2 separate regions of the Mus musculus genome follow, and region 1 is linked to region 2. Evidence: chromatin loops called from intact Hi-C (ENCODE). Cell type or tissue: gastrocnemius. All regions are shown on one strand.

Region 1 (8,000 bases), 330 kb before region 2:
CATTGCATCTCTGGGCAATGGAGGCAGCTGGAACAAAAGGTGGATTCACTAAGAATCATGGAAGGAAATGTTGAGAATGAGGTGGTCTAGGGAATAAGACTCTGGAAAGTTCTATCATGTCATAGTCTTCATTAACCAGAAGTTACTCCTAAGCCTAAAGTTGTGCTCACAGTTAATAAAGATCCATGAAGACCTTCAGCTCTCACTTGTGACTGATTTGTGTCATGCTCTGAGCAAGCAGGATAGACAAAGATATAAACTGTCTAGGTGAGTGTCAAAGGTGTGTCTAACACACACAAGACCATCTGCAAGGACTGCGAAGTTTCTAGTTCTTAGTATATATAGAATTCCATATCTGACCTTTTACCTGATTAGTACATCTATGCATACAAACTTTATAAATTAGGTCAGAAAAGTGACTTTAAACAATAACAGTAACAACGAAAATCATGGGGAAGGAGAGAGTATGGGTTGTTGAGTTGCTGCAAATATCCAGTTTGAAATGTCCAGTTTTTAAAGTAAATTATAAGAACAGGTGTGTACACAGGGAAAATTCAGCTAGAGAATAGGGAGGAGAGCTGTGCCATAGGAGAGCTGTGCCATGGGAAAGCTGTGCTATGGGAGAGCTGTGACATGGGAGAGCTGTGACATGGGAGAGCTGTGCCATGGGAGATCTGTGCCATGGGAGATCTGTGCCATGGGAGATCTGTGCCATGGGAGAGCTGTGCCATGGGAGAGCTGTGACATCAGACAACTGTGAAATACTGTCTTCTAGATATGCTATGCCTGCTGCTCATATAAACTCATGAAAGCCATGGTTACTTGCACAAGATTTGAAGAAAGTTAAGCCAGTCAACACTTTAGTGTAAATGGGAGAAAGCTTTCTTAAGCTCCATCCCAAGCCCAGGAGCTATTGCCAGTTGATGGCTGCTGAGATAGGAAGTTACTTTTCTGTATGGTTACTAGGATGTTGTCCTTGCCCCACTGGATGCTTTCACACCAGGCTCATATGCCAGCACTAAGTAGACTCAATATAAAATAATAGCAACGAGGACAACAACAATAACAACAACAAGAAGAAGACAACAGAGGACATGACATTGGGAAAGAGAAGGGTTGAAGTGGAGGCTCCTGGGGGAGTTCAAGGGAGATAGTGTGGCTATGTTCAAAATACTTTGTATATATATGTATATATGTATATAGCCATAGATGTTGAAAACTATCATGGCCATGGGCAAATGATAGGCACAGAGAACTATAGTGACACAAAATTGCCAGTCTGTTCTTGGTCCCTTATGAGAGACAGCCCTAATCTGGTTTAAGGGCAATGAATACAAACTGTTTTGGATATTTCCACTCTCAAATCGTAGTTCCTGGACTCTGGGTTATTTGATGGTTTGTCCCATTCTCTATTTCACTCACAGTGTGCTGGCCACTTGGCACAAAACACTGCTTTTGCTAAACTTGGCTGCAAGAGCTCCTCATATGTCTTGTGCCCAACTTTCCTGTTCTAGGCTCTCAAGCCAAACCCAGAAAAGAACTGAAAAGACACTCAGGATGTCTAGAGAAGAAAGGAGCAGTCATCAAATACTACAAAAAAGGGTCAAGTACAAGACAGATAAAAATAAGCCTGTGGGATTTCATCCAGAGCATCATAGAAGGAAGAGGAAGTTTGTGAGAGAGCTGAAAATAGAAGTCAGGTTATAGTGAGTTGAAAAGGAAATGGACATACTTACCTGGCAGGGAAGATACCATGATCACGAAGGTGGTTTTCCCAGGGCGAGGCTTATCCATTGCACTCCAGATGTGCTGACCCCTGCGATTTCCCCAAATGTGGGAAACTCAACTGCATAGTTTGTGGTAGTGGGGGACTGCTTTAGAGCTCTCCTCTGAAAGAAAGAGAAGGGAATGGGCATTGAAGAGTAACCTTTTTGCATGAGAGAAGAATGAAGTTAAAATGCAAAGGAAGAAAAGAACATTTATAAACAAGGGGAAAGATGAGGAAGCTGGGCCTGACGGCATGGGTCTATAATTACAGCTATCTGGAAAGCTGAGGTAGGAAGACCATGAGTTCAAGGCCAGCCTGGGATAAATAGTGAGTTCAAGACTAACTTGAATAACTTACTGAGACCATACCTCAAGAAGATAAAAGGGCAATTCTTGGGCCACAGTTTGGCAGTACGCCATGCCTAGAGCTTAAAACACAAGCTAGGGGATCCCTGAGGAGATGGGAGTAGCAAATCACTACAGAAAACGTTCGAGTTGGGAGTGGGGGCTGGTGATGCTTTAGGGTCTGCAGGCGAATAGATAGAAGGAACACAAGTGGGAAGAGGACGGAGACAGTGGTCTTATTACTCAGAAGTGTACAGGCAGAAGATTGTTCTTTCCAAGTCAGAAGTGGGGGTGTCTGTTGAGGGAATTGGAAAGAGCAATCAAGGGGGGAATAAGAGGTTTGGAAATTTTTTCTTGGGGACATGAAAAGGAATTTACTAAAGTTGAACAGAGACAGGCAAACCACAAAGGAGACAGCCAAGGGGGAACTGTATATTTTTATAGCTTGTTGTTCACAGGGGTGTAAAATCTTGTCTGACAATGCTGCTAAGCCTAGAAATAGGAGCAGGGGCCATAGTCATCTTCTCGTGGGCAGGACAGGAAATCTTTTAAGGAACTTGGTAGAGGTTGAGAATGATTTAGGTACATGCCTATGATTCAAATTAAACCAACAAGACCCCAGCCTGTAAGAAAAGGCCCTGTTCAGTTTAAAAAGTGAGTTTCTGGGAGGAACATTTTAAGTGACAGCTGGGCCAAGAGATATATAAGAAGACAGTGTCATATGTTTTTGCACTGAAAGGATTTGAAGAAGAGAGACTGAAAGTTTTTGAGTGTGACAGACATTCCTAGGACCTGCAAGGAGATAACGTGCAGCTAACTGTCACTGCAGCTCGACCCAGAAGGGAGCAGCGGTTCTGGCCTGCTGAGAAGTCTCACCAGACATGCAGTGGTGGGGCCTGCTATTGGAAGCAGGAGTCCTGGCTATTGAGCTGAGAGGAGGTGTGCCCATTTCTCCTCCATCCTAATGTTCTTGTACCTTGCTAGTCACAGTTCAGGAGAGGCAGTCGACCTGAGAAAAGAATGTACTTTCCTTCCAGAAACAGTGAAGTTAGAAGCCCAGAAATAGTTGTTGGGAGCTTGTTCCGTATACAAAGGTAGATAAGCAGATGCAGCCCCGGGACTCCTAGAGCAAGCTGGGGCAGGACACACCCAGACTGTCGGAACTTCAGGTGTCCACCTTTTTTTAAAATTAGGTATTTTCTTCATTTACATTTCAAATGCTATCCCGAAAGTCCCCTATACCCTTCCCCCGACCCGCCCTGCTCCCCAACTCACCCACTTCCCTTCCTGGCCCTGCCATTCCCCTGTACTGGGGCATATGATCTTCGCAAGACCAAGGGCCTCTCCTCCCATTGATGGCCAACTAGGCCATCCTCTGCTATATATGCAACTAGAGAAACAGTTCTGGGGGTACTGGTTAGTTCATACTATTGTTCCTCCTATAGGATTGCAGACCCCTTTAGCTCCTTGGGTACTTTCTCTAGCTTCTTCATTAGGAGCCCTGCGTTCCATCCAATAGATAACTGTGAGCATCCACTTTTGTATTTGCTAGCACTGGCATAGCTTCACAAGAGATAGCTATATCAGGATCCTGTCAGCAAAATCTTGCTGGTGTATGCAATAGTGTCTGGGTTCACTTCTTTTTCAGACTAGTACTTCTATTGCCATCACAGCAAGAGGCTTACAGAATTGGCCTCGGATTTATCTAATACACTTACACGGATAATCCAGTGTATTTATTTTATCAAGGAAAGTAAAGACGTGGATCTGAGAAAGCCACAGAAGACTTGGTAGCAAACAGAAAACTGAAACTAGGCACCACCAACGGGCATTTAGGCTTCCATAAAATCTGAGTATTGATGCATTTTTTAACTCTTATAAATTAATATATATCAAAGTACAATGCCTCATGAAAAAGTTGAGATCCTGAACATCCCTGGTACAGTGGCAACACCAGCCACGAGAGGGCAGCACTTGACTCTTGATGCAGTTCTGCAGGCAAGAAGAGAGCTGTCTGAGAGGCAGCAGAGTATCTATCTATCTGTATGGTTCTTTCCTGTCCTTGCCTCACACCACAAAGCCTGAACCACAAACGTGATGTGATGTGATCCCGCAAAACTAGGACAACTCCTTTAACACTCAGCTACAGTGTCTGCAAATGTGGGGAAGTCACAGTGCTGAATAATGTGGTCTTTAGTCTTTTCCTGTGGCATCTTGATGGTCAAAGCACATGAGTCATTCGTTCTGGTAGCAGATGCTCCAGAAATAATCACACAGCCGTGGTGGGGTTGGCATCTGTATCTGCAATATGATGCCAAACGGTGTCCTGGCCTTTCTATCTTGTCCTTCTGGTGGACTTTATACTGTTTCCTTCCTTCCAGCCTCTGCTCTGCAGCTCAGAACGTTAAATCTTTTTGTGTTGAGGGCCACTGTCCAGGGTACAGCATATGATGTGGTTGTACTTGGCTCTGAAAGTTTGAGGACCAAAACTAGGGAAGGTATGGCCATGATAGCCATCAGCAGTAGTTGACTAGTACTTGGACAAGGTTAAACCAGAAATAATCCTTACCGCATGAGGTCCACTCGCTGACAGCTGCCCCCCCCCCCCCCCGTACTGAATGACAAGGGCTAGGGAACCCCAAGGGCAGAGAGAGTCGGAAAGAGCCATGTACCCAGGCAGGCAGTTCCACCCAGCCCACAGAAGAGTCTTTGGTCAGAGAACTCCACAGGGTCTTGCATGCAGCTCAGGAACTGAGACACAGAGCCCTGTGGTTTGTGTCAATGGCCAGCAGATGCTGAGTTCTTGCAGGCTGTGTAAAATAGAAAGGCTCCAAGTGACTAAAAGCTGCTTGTTTGGGCTATTTTTATATAATTGGATGTGTAAAAATTTGCCTTTGGCTTTGGCAGGCTTTGAGCTAATGGGCCTCAGCTGCAGTGAAGGAGGGCAGGACCTGGGGCCATTAGGCAGACACATTTGTTGCCCAGGCCAGGAAGCTCCCAGAGATTAGCAGGTTCCTGGCTAAGTACTGGCTAAGTACTTCCTACTAGTTCTTCCTGCCACTGAGAGAAACAGGAAAACCAAAAGGAAATGAGTGTCTCAAAAGCATTTGAAAGTGAAAAACTACTGAACGCCATTCTCTGAGGGGTGTGAGGCTTCAAGGCGGCAGGCTTCAAACCACTCCAGAGAGAGAGAGAAAGAAAGAAGAAGAGGAGGAGAGGAGAGAGGAGAGGGAGAGAGGAGAGAGAGGGAGGGGAGAGGGGAGATAGGGAGAAGAGAAGAGAAGAGAAGAGAAGAGAAGAGAAGAGAAGAGAAGAGAAGAGAAAAGAGACCTCATAAATGTCCTAAAGATGGGAATTCTGAAAATTTATTGAGCCTATGGAGTACCACAGGACAGGACTAAGAGTACCAGAAGCCATCTGTGGTGGAAAATTCCATTGGTAGGCCTCAATAATTGGCTTTATGGTGACTTCTTGAATCAGGGCTGAGTTTCTGAGCTTTCTCACCAGTGTATCAGAAGAGATTGTGATATGGGTTTATAATCCCAGAACTTGAGAGGTGGAGGCAGGAGAATCATGAGTTGACCTTAATGCTATTGAATTCAAGGTCAGCCTTGGCTAAGACAGCCTATCTGAAAATAAATAATGTATAAGGCTATTTCAAAACTTGAAATGGCCTACCTGCTTCTGCTTTCCAGTCTGGTTTAAATTAACAGTGTTTATGAAATTTGACTCTTTTTAGTCATATGGGAAACTCATGTACAGGGGAGGCTGAGCACTTAACTGAATGTCCCCAGAAAAGGCAAATAGAGCTGAGAAAAACTGGTCCTACCTATCTGGGTCTGACTATAATACTATAAGTTAATTAATAAAATACTATTATTTTAAGGGTCCTAGAAGTGGGTACTACTATGGCTACCACTAAACTCTTAGTTACCTGTGTAATGAAGAAAATACTGGTTTATTATATTGGGTTAACATGGTCCCCTAGACATCTAAAAGTCATAAGTAAAATACTCTGTGATTTGAAGTTATATCCTAATATTCATATTGCTTCTGGGAAATTTTTAAAGTACAATATTAATCACACAAAGATAATGAAAGCAAAGAGAGCAGGGTTAGAAGTGAGGTCATGGAACTATGAGAACTTGAGTAGTTAGAATTGTCAGATAAAGATTTTAAAACAAATATGATTAAAAGGATGAAAACCAAGACTGAGAATTTGCACAGAGTGTCTCGGCATCACATGTGAACATGTGTGTTTATAAGCTGACAAGCTGTGTCTATCACAGACCTGCCTAGACCTCTCTGTTCCCTGTGCTGAATGCTGACTGGGAACTCAGACTTGCCTGTTACCACTCCACCACCCTAGACCAAAACTTTTACAGAACTATGTGAAGGAATTTGCTTCTTAGGGTGCGTAGAGATGACTAAGTTGACCAACAGGATATAGAGGATTCCAGAAGTCAAGAGGAGAGAACTTTAAAATAAACAATAGTGTTATCCAGAAGATACCATTAAGTAATAATGCAATAAAGGGAGATGTATTCAGTGTAAATAATCAATGAAAGATTCATGAGGAGCACATACAGAATATTTTCTTAGACCCTACAAATTAATTTTAAAAGCCAAACTAAAAGTTATAAAAGACAGAAATATATTATTTCTAAATGTTTCTTTCTACATATAACTATATAAAATATATAACTAGCCTTATTATAGATCATAATATTACATATATAGAGATATATATGTATACATGTAAAACATAAACATATAGAGACTATGTACAGAATCAGACAGACATTAAGGTGCTGGTTCATCCCAAATGTTATGGTACTCATTTTCTGTATCTTCACATGTGTGTCACCCAAGTCCACGAGGGTGTAAGGGCCTTGATTCTCCGCTGTCACACATAGCTTCAGATGTTCCATGGTCACACTGTTGGCAGGTTTCTGATTCTGCCAACTGTGGCTCTGGCGGCTCATCTCTGTATCCACTATTGGTCTCATTCTCACCACAGGCAATCCTCTCTAGACAAAGGTCTGTTTTCTGGGATCTAATATGATCCCAGGCTTCTCTCTCTTTATTCCAGGCTGTGGCTATATTCTCGAATCATTTTTTTTCATACACTGTGAAAGAACAAGTGATTGTTCTATTGAAACAGGGTCTGAGTTTCTCCCAGGTTTCTCTCCCAATCCTCTCCTTATTCCTCCACACTCAATTTCATTTTTGTGTTGTACCCCACCCCCACCATACAATGCTTTCTCTCTCTCAAAAACTAAATTGATACACAAAATACAAGAATATTTAAAATAAACAAAAGCTCACTATGATGAAAAATGGCAAACAAAACAAAATGAAACAAAAAGCGCAGTTGGCAGTGGCTCTGCCACAGGGTTCTGGAACACGGGAAGATATCAGTGGCTGCTGTCTCGTCTTTTTAGTACCCTGCAGGAAGATTTCTTCTGAGGTCAGAGAGAACACATGTTTCATGGCCCAATAAGGAAGTCAGGAAGAAATGGAGATAGATTCACAATAATAGCCAACATTAAAAACTGAGTTCAGAGGCAGAAATGTGCTGGGTGTGGTAGTGCATGCCTTTGATCAGAGCACTCGGGAGGTAGAGGCAGGTAGATCTTTAAGGTCAAGGCCAGCGTGGTCTTCAAAAATAGTTCCGGGACAGCCAGTGCTCCACAGGGAAACCGTGTCTTGAAAAACCTAGATAGATAGATAGTAGATAGATAGATAGATAGATAGATAGATAGATAGATAGATAGATAGATAGATATAAACATAAAAATAATAAATAAAAGGAGGCAGAAATGTGTTCAGCAGGAGGAAGGCAGCTAGAGACACAACCATGCCACAATAGAATGTGGCTGAGGACA
Region 2 (8,000 bases):
TCCCACCATCAAAAAGGTAGGAAATTGAACAGCATTGAGAAAGAGAGGTCCAATGTGAGTTCAATTCCCAGAACCCCCCAAAATTGTCCTCTAATCTCCATATGTGTGCAATAGCACAGATATGCCCATATACACAACAAATAAATTAGTTTCATTTCTTAGGGAAAAAAGTAAAACTACATTGATGCCATTTTAAAGACTGATAAAATTGTTTTAAGAACTAGCTGTACTAATCAAAGTAACCGTGTGTTGAGATGGTGAAAAGTATTAATTTAATGTCCTTAAACATCTTATCCCTTTTCATGGTGAAGTGGGGACAAGAAACAGAAAACCTCATTTAATGGGCTGGAGAGATGGCTCAAGAGGTTAAGAGCACTGACTGTTATTCTAAAGGTCCCGAGTTCAAATCCCAGCAACCACATGGTGGACCACAACCATCCATAATGAGATCTGACACCCTCTTCCCATGTGTCTGAAGACAGCTACAGTCTACTTACATATAACAATAAATAAATCTTTAAAAAAAAATAACCTCATTTGATGAGAAAGGTCACAAAGCTGTCACTCTTCATTACATTCCCCCTTTAGAGATCTAGAGACAGTTAAATGAAAAGTAAGAGTGTGTAGAACAAGTGAGGCGAGTACTCTGACTTATAACTACCAGTGACTTGAAGCCAGGTGATAAACAAACAGGACCCAGGTTAGTCATGAGCCTGCCATGTGCAAAAGAAGCATGTGCTCTGGCCACACTCATGGAATTCCATGGGGAAGCTTCAGGAAAACTTTCGAGGTTCTCAATAGAACCAAGGGAGCTCATGGAACTGGAAGACAGCTCTCTGAGGCAAGCTGTTGGGTTTTGATAGCCACAAAGGTTATATGGTGTCTACAGAGGGCTAGGGGTGTGTCAAAATCAGCTAGAAACTGGTGTTGCTTGCAAAGTAGAAGGATGATCTAGAGAAGGAGATAGAAGAGATCCAGGCTAGGATCAGGTAAGGCCATGGCAGTGGGGATGGGAAGGACATAATATACAGGCACAAGCTACCGAGCCTTTTGTTGGGCCCTATTTGGCCTTGGTTTGGGCTCAATTTTTGAGACCCGTCATTCTCCTCCACTTGAGAATGACTCAGCACGACCTACCAACCTGATTGAGACTGCCTCTGCCTAGCTACTGCTGATGTAGGCCCCGTGAGATAACCCCACACCCCTCGTCATTTCACTCCATCACATATGTCATCTCACCCCATATCCCTACCCCCACCTCCTTGCCTTCTCTATATAAGCAAGTATCTAGTTTAATAAAGTGAGTTTCTGCTTTGACAACACTCCTGGCCCAGGTGTGTTTGTTTGGGGCCATCAACACTCACCATCCCACTCAGCCTCAGAGAGGCTGAAGTGAGCTCTCTCCTCTCGCCTGGACCTGCTAGCAGAGAGCCAACAGGCTTTTGAACTGATTAGATATGGAGATAGGAAAAGTTAAAGATGAACTTGCCATCATCAGAGCAAGTTACTAGATAGGATGAATATGACATAACCTGGGACTATTGTCGATACGGTATTCCCAATGGCAGGGTTCCTCGGGCAGCAAAGGCCATGAGGAAGAGGATGAGAGGATGACAGAAGGAGGAGCAACTTTGGGGGAAGCTTTGTGCTGTGTAGTTTTAGACATCTGGTCTAGCATCAAGAGGTTACAGTTAAAGGAATATAGTGGCTCCTTCCTGTAATCCCAGAATTTGGAAAGAAGAGGCAGGGAAATCAATTCCAAGACCATCCTTAGCCATAGAGAAAATTTAGAGAGATATACAAAACAAAAATAATTTGAATGACTCCCTATGCAACTAAGGCTGGCCATGAATACCTGACCCTCTGCCTCTATCTCTAGAGTGCTGGGGTTATAGGCATATGCCATACCCAGTTTAGTCTGCATTTTAAAATGTCTATTTAAGGGGGGATGGGGAAGGCAGTGAAGGAGTAAGACAACAACAACGGTACTTGTATGAAAGCACTATACTAAAAACTGTTACATTGTATTCTAACTGAAAACTTGGCTTTAGAAATGAGGCTGGGTACGGTGTTGCATGTCTATAATGCTAGTCCTTGGGAGAGAGGTAGAAGATCAAGAATTCAAGGCCTCATCAGATGCATTTGAAGTTTGAGTTCTGCTTCAACCTCATGTGATCTAGATTAGAAAACTTCAGTAAAAGTCTACTAATATGATTCAAACAACAACAACAACAAAATGTTTGCATGACATCACACTGAAAACGCGCCCATTGTAACACCAGGGTCATTATGCCGATAGCACTCATATTCCCTTGGTGTCTCACCTTATTAAGTCAATTCACCTTCTAGGTCTGCCTTTTCATCAGTGAAAATAACAGCAGATCTCATCTATTGAGAACTTTCTCAGTACCAGTTATTAACTAAGGTTCCATATTTACCAATGTATTAACAGAACTAGAGTAAAACACTTATCAAAGTAAATGACAGTAAACAGTAAATTGAGACAGGTATAATGCGGCCTTAGATTCCCAAGCCACCACAAGTATTGAATTAAAAACGGATAGCCAGTTTTCACTGGTATCTTAGCCTTCCTTAACGTACACATTTAAAACAGTCCTGGATGAGGAGTACTATTAGAGTCACCACCTTACACGATTTTTCAATCTTAACTAAGTATCTCAGGATCAAATAGTGGCACAGCCGTAACTGGAACCTAAGCTTGCAACCACCCAGCACAGCCGAGAAGCCTGCCCTAAGTCGCAAAACAATCAATCTTTAAGTGTATCCGTGGAATCGCTCACTCCTAGGGCGCAAAGACCTGGCTATGACTCTGGGGAGATAATTTGTCTCGCCCCAAACACTTTTGTAATTGATTTACCCGCAGTGTGTATGCATACTACCTCTGTAAACAACAAAGCTAGCAGCCCCAGAAGTTTGGGAAGCCCGCGCGTCCTACCGCGACCACTCCCCGCCCCGCTGCACTCTGGGAAACGTAGTCCTAGCCAGTCTCTGAGCCTTTTAGTCTTCATACAGTGAACCCTCAGCGCCTGTAAGGCCACATTCGGTTGCGAATCCGGGGCCGGCCTCTAAGCACATCAGCTCTCCAATGCCGCCCTCTGCTGGCCTTTCCCTTACCACACATTGCTAACCGGCTCCACGTACCCCGGAAATAAACTCTTCTTTTCCGGATTAAGAGTCCAGAGGTCCGTCTGTGGTTTGGGGGTATTTGGGTGCCCCTGGAATGAAGTACGTTCTGAAGTATGCTGCACCGAAGTGAGGGGACCGGGAGTCATGGAGGGCCAGAGCGCAGAGATGCTGCAGGCCAGGTGGAGGCGGAGAAGTTGCAGCGCCTCCCAGTGCACAAAGAGCTGGAGCAAGAATTCGACCTTGGCACCCTACCGGCTCCGGACCGCACTCCCGGACAGGCCGAGCTGCCGGCCTTGGCGCGGGACAGCACGCAGCTGCTCATCACCGTGCTGCTGCCGACCGTGCGCTGGGGGAGGCGGTGGTAGCGCGCTTGCCGGTGCCCTCCACTCGCTTGCCCCGCGGGAAGCTGCTATCCGTGCCGCGGCTGCTCACCCGCTGGCAGCAGTTCGCGCGTCATCAGAGCATCCACCCAAGAAGACCACTTTCTTGTGGGACGAGGTGAGTGGCCAGTGACGGTGCTGATTGGACTGCAAGCTCGCCCGGAACCACAGTATGGAATGGCTGATAAATGTGCCTGGGGGCACCCGACCCCATGGAAGCAGATTTAGGCCAAGAAGGAACGCGTGGCCAAGAACGAGCTAAAACGACCGCGGATCCGAGTGCACAAGATGTAGATGCCCAACTCAGTCGGCCTGCACCCAACGAGACACCTGAGTAAGGAGGAGCTGGTCTGCGCCCAGCAAGTGGCCAGTGACTCCACCGCTGCAGTGGGACGCTTCCAGGAGCGCCTCTCTAAGGAGAAGACGCCCCTAGAGCCCCGGAAGAAGAGGAAGTTTTAGTCCCTCTTTGAGGACTTTGTGACCGAGAAAATGACCAGTTGGAGCTACTGAAAGTCAAGAACAGCAAGAAGCCTCATCAGGATGTGAGGGGGCGCATCAACAAGCAGATGAGAGAAGAGGAAAATGAGCCAGAAAGGCGAAGAGAAAGGGGATCCAGCAAAGATCTTTGAGTAAGAGCAGGGGCTGGAGAGATGGCTTAGCAGTTAAGAGCACTGACTTCCCTTCCAGAGGTCCTGAGTTCAATTCCCAGCAACCACATGGTGGCTAAATAATAAATAATAAATCTAAAAAAAAAAAAGCATTCCAGGCAGCCTGCTCTAGGTGACAAGAAGAAAGAAGAATTGTACCAAGGAAGCAGTGTTCTCCCCATTGATCCTGTTCTGCCAAGCTGCAGGCTGGTGCAGGAGGTGGCCGCCACCCTCGTTGAGCTTGACATTGAAGGGACAGGTTTGCCTCCCTTCACGTCAGTGCTGGACTATGCTTTTCCCACAACAGAGACATTGGCTGGAACTTATAGCTCTAATTTGAGAACATGAGATTTGTAGAAATAATATGGTCAGAACCAGGAATAACTTAACAGCCTGCTTTTTTATCTTGACTTTGTATATTGGGTTGATGAGATTTCTGAAGTATAGTAGATTGGTCTCAACATTTTCGCATTATTTTTGTAGCAGCTTGTGTATGTATCAAAGCAGGGAGAATGGGGAAAACTATGTGATTTGCACGTATTATAAAAGATATGCTGATACCTGGTGTTAATTTTAACTTTTACTGTAGGTAGAAGTTGTTGAACATGAAGCCAGTGACCTGGGTACCAATATATTGTGTGCTTAAAAAAAAAAATGGTTACAGGTAAGTCACTTGTATTAGGAAAACTCAGAAGTTTATTTAGTGCTAAGTATAGTATCGAAAGCACAGTACAATTGATGTTGGCCAAATGAACACATTGTTTTAAATGATAAATTGGAATTAACCTTGTTACTCCAGAAAATACTTGTCATTTTGTTTATAATCAGTGGCTTTTGTTGAATTGGCTTGGGTTTTAGATTTTAGCCCGTGCTGTGCTGGAATTCACTATGAAGCAGAGGCTGAACTGGAATTTGAGGCCTTATGGCTCTGTCCCAAGCGCTCCTCCCTCAATACTGGACTTTTTACTATGAATTTTCAGGAAATATTTATGCAAAGTAAGTTTATTAAGCTCAAATAAGTCATTGATATCAGGAAAAAACATTCAGACAGCAAAAAACTTGAAATCTCCTGCTGGATGTAGCTGCTCATTTGTAATCTCAGCACTTGGGCTTCCTATATTTTCAAATATTGGTTGTTCTTAAAAGTTATAGTCCCATAGCCAACCCAGGCTATTTAGCAGTGAGAGAATATATTTAGAGGGTAGTTTTCAGATAATATGCAAGCTAACTAGGACATAACATGGATTTATAAGCCTTTCTTAAGTTAGGATAGATAACAGAGTGTTCTATTTAATTGACGAAAATGCTGGACTGGGTGTTAGGTATATTTTGTACTTAATAAATTACAAAATGCTAATAGTTGTGCTCAATGTATATCTGAAAAAAAAAGAGCCTTTTAATTGGACAAAAAGTGGGGAAGTGCTGTGGATAGCCCTGGTACTGTTTGTATTTTGATGCTAATTCTGTTTCCCCTAGAGGGGTTGCCTGTGAATTGAGTGAATCATGCCCTCAGGTGACTTCATGTGAACCTTCCCCTAATGGATAAAGATTTCAAAGAACCAATCACTGAGCGAGTAGGCAGGACTCCGGGTCAGAGAAAGGGATGGTGGAAGAAGAGAGGAGACAGGAAAGTGGACACCAAAATGTAGGTAGAAGAGGCCCCAGTTTGGGTGGCAGATCCGTTGGGCTTCATTACGGGAGAATTTAACTTAGAAAGGCTTACACATTAGGACGCTAGTTGTTGCGCTCAGTGATTGTGTTGCCTTTTGATTCTAAGCTAAGATTATGTGGCGTTTTCCTTCATGTGGCGACTCAACTGAGTTCCAGTCCACCATGGCAACTTAGCAAGCTGGGTGGAGAGATTTTGGAGCTCAGATCAGAGGGTCTGCTGGGCTGAGAACAGGCCTGTCTGTTGGGTGTAAGTATCTGCTTCTGTCTTAGTCAGCTGGTAGTCAAAGGACAGCCATGCTAGACTCCTGTCTGTAAGCACATCATAGCATCAATAATAGTGCCAGACCTATTAGTGTCTCCCCCATGAGGTAGATCCCCAGTTGGGCTAGTCACTAGACTGCTTTTCCCTGTCTCTTCTCCATTTTTGTCCCTGCAGTTCTTTTAGACAGGAACAGCTCTGGGTCAGAAATTTTGACTGTGGGTTGATAACACCATCCCTCCTCTTGAGGCCCTGTCTATCTACTGGAGGCAGACTCTTCTAGTTCTGTCTCCTCACTGTTGGGCATTTTGGCTAAGGTCAGCTTCATTGAGTCCTGAGAGTCTCTCACCTTCCAGATACTTCCTAGAGGGTCTCCTCATCTCCCATCTTCTGAGGCTGCATATTTCCATTCCTTCTGCTGGTCCTCTGGGCTTCTCTTCTGTTTGTCTCCCCCATACATGATCATGATCCCCTTTTCTCCTCCCCCTCCCTCTGCTTTCTGTGATGATTTTCTTCCCCCTTCTAAGCTAGACTGAAGCATCATCATTGACCTTTTTGCTTGATAAACTCTGTGGCGTGTATCCTAGGTATTCTATATTTTTAGGCTAATATCCACTTATTAGTAAATACAATGTATATCCTTTTGGGTCTGGGTTACCTCACTCAAGATGATATTTCTTAGTTCTGAAAGATCCTGACAAAATGTAAAAGGTCACAGAAGCCCTGAAATTGGCAAGATAGATGTCACTGTTAGCAGAACTAGCTTCACTGATTTAGAAAATTAGAGGTGCACAATGCTCTGGCCACTCCTTGAACCTGTGTGTCTGCCAATGTTTTGACCATTCCTTGAACCCATGTGTGTGCCCACTGATGAAGCCCATTGCCAGGTGTTTGTGATATTGGTTGCTGAGAAAGAGTCAGAAAATCTCCCCAGCAGCCACAGGCCGGCCAATCCTGAGTTGCTATACCTGCACCAGACTCTTTCCTTGTACCCCTCCCATACCCATTTCTTGAGAATAGACATTGTTTAGATCTGGAAATCCCCTACTCTTCCCTTCTCCTTTGCCCCCTGAAGGCCTATAAAAACTGGGACCTCTTTCCCCTCGAGGTTGACTCCTCTTCCCCTGCATGGGATATGAGTCATCCCCAGAGCTCTGGCTTTCCCCAAATAAAGCCTCATGTGGTTTGCACAAGCTTGGTCTATCGTGAGTTCTTGGGTGTCCGCTATTGTCCTGAGGCCTGAGCGAGGGGCTCCTCTCGGAGTCTTTCAGTTCCATCTATTTGCCTGCAAAACTCATGATACCCTCATTCTTAATAGCTGAGTAGTATTCCATTGTGTAAATGTACCACATTTTCTGTATCCATTCTTCCATTGTAGAGCATCTGAGTTGTTTTCAGCTTCTAGCTATTAGTGGAACACGTGCCCCTGTGGCATGCTGGGGCATCTTTTGGGTATATGCCCAAAAGTGGTATAGCTGGGTCTTCAGGTAGTTCTTATTTTTAATTTTCCAAGGGATTGCCCGATTGATTTCCAGAGTTGTTGTACCAATTTCCAATCCCATCCCAGTAATGGGGTATTGATCCTTTTTCTCCACATCCTCTCCAGCATCTGCTGTCACCTGAGTTTTTGATCTTAGCCATTCGGACTGGTATGAGGTGGAATCTCAGGGTTATTTTGATTTGCATTTCCCTGATGACTAAGACCTTTGAACATTTTGTTTGTTTGTTTGTTTTGGGGGTTTTTTTGGTTTGTTTTTTGTTTTGTTTTTTTCGAGACAGGGTTTCTCTGTGTATCCGTGGCTGTCCTGGATCCTACTCTGTAGACCAGGCTGGCCTCGAACTCAGAAATCTGCCTGCCTCTGCCTCCCAAGTGCTGGGATTAAAGGTGTGCGCCAC

What was found. Hi-C counts contacts between places; a loop is a spot of excess contacts. Peaks named below come from ENCODE experiments on the same cell type or tissue, not always from the same donor. Only the 100,000 strongest peaks of a DNase experiment are listed, where the experiment ranks them.
Region 1: a loop joins it to region 2, with 12 times the contacts of the local background. A loop is called at or near these places in 36 of 42 quality-filtered maps.

What each region holds. Positions count from the first base shown.
Region 1 is chr3:19,558,525-19,566,524 of GRCm38, forward strand. All of the region lies in intron 2 of Dnajc5b (DnaJ heat shock protein family (Hsp40) member C5 beta), which reads left to right. Gm23330 (a small nuclear RNA gene) reads left to right here and starts at 1,729; the gene lies at 1,729-1,892. In gastrocnemius, a CTCF peak has its summit at 4,073 (motif pointing right); DNase peaks (open chromatin) are centred at 4,080, 4,392, 4,855, 5,027 and 1 more place.
Region 2 is chr3:19,891,691-19,899,690 of GRCm38, forward strand. It overlaps the pseudogene 4632415L05Rik. Among named protein-coding and RNA genes, the nearest start is that of Gm42190, 58 kb to the right of the region's middle. In gastrocnemius, CTCF peaks have their summits at 3,137 (motif pointing left) and 3,336; DNase peaks (open chromatin) are centred at 3,082, 3,413 and 4,358; H3K4me3 peaks cover 2,351 bases; H3K27ac peaks cover 1,479 bases.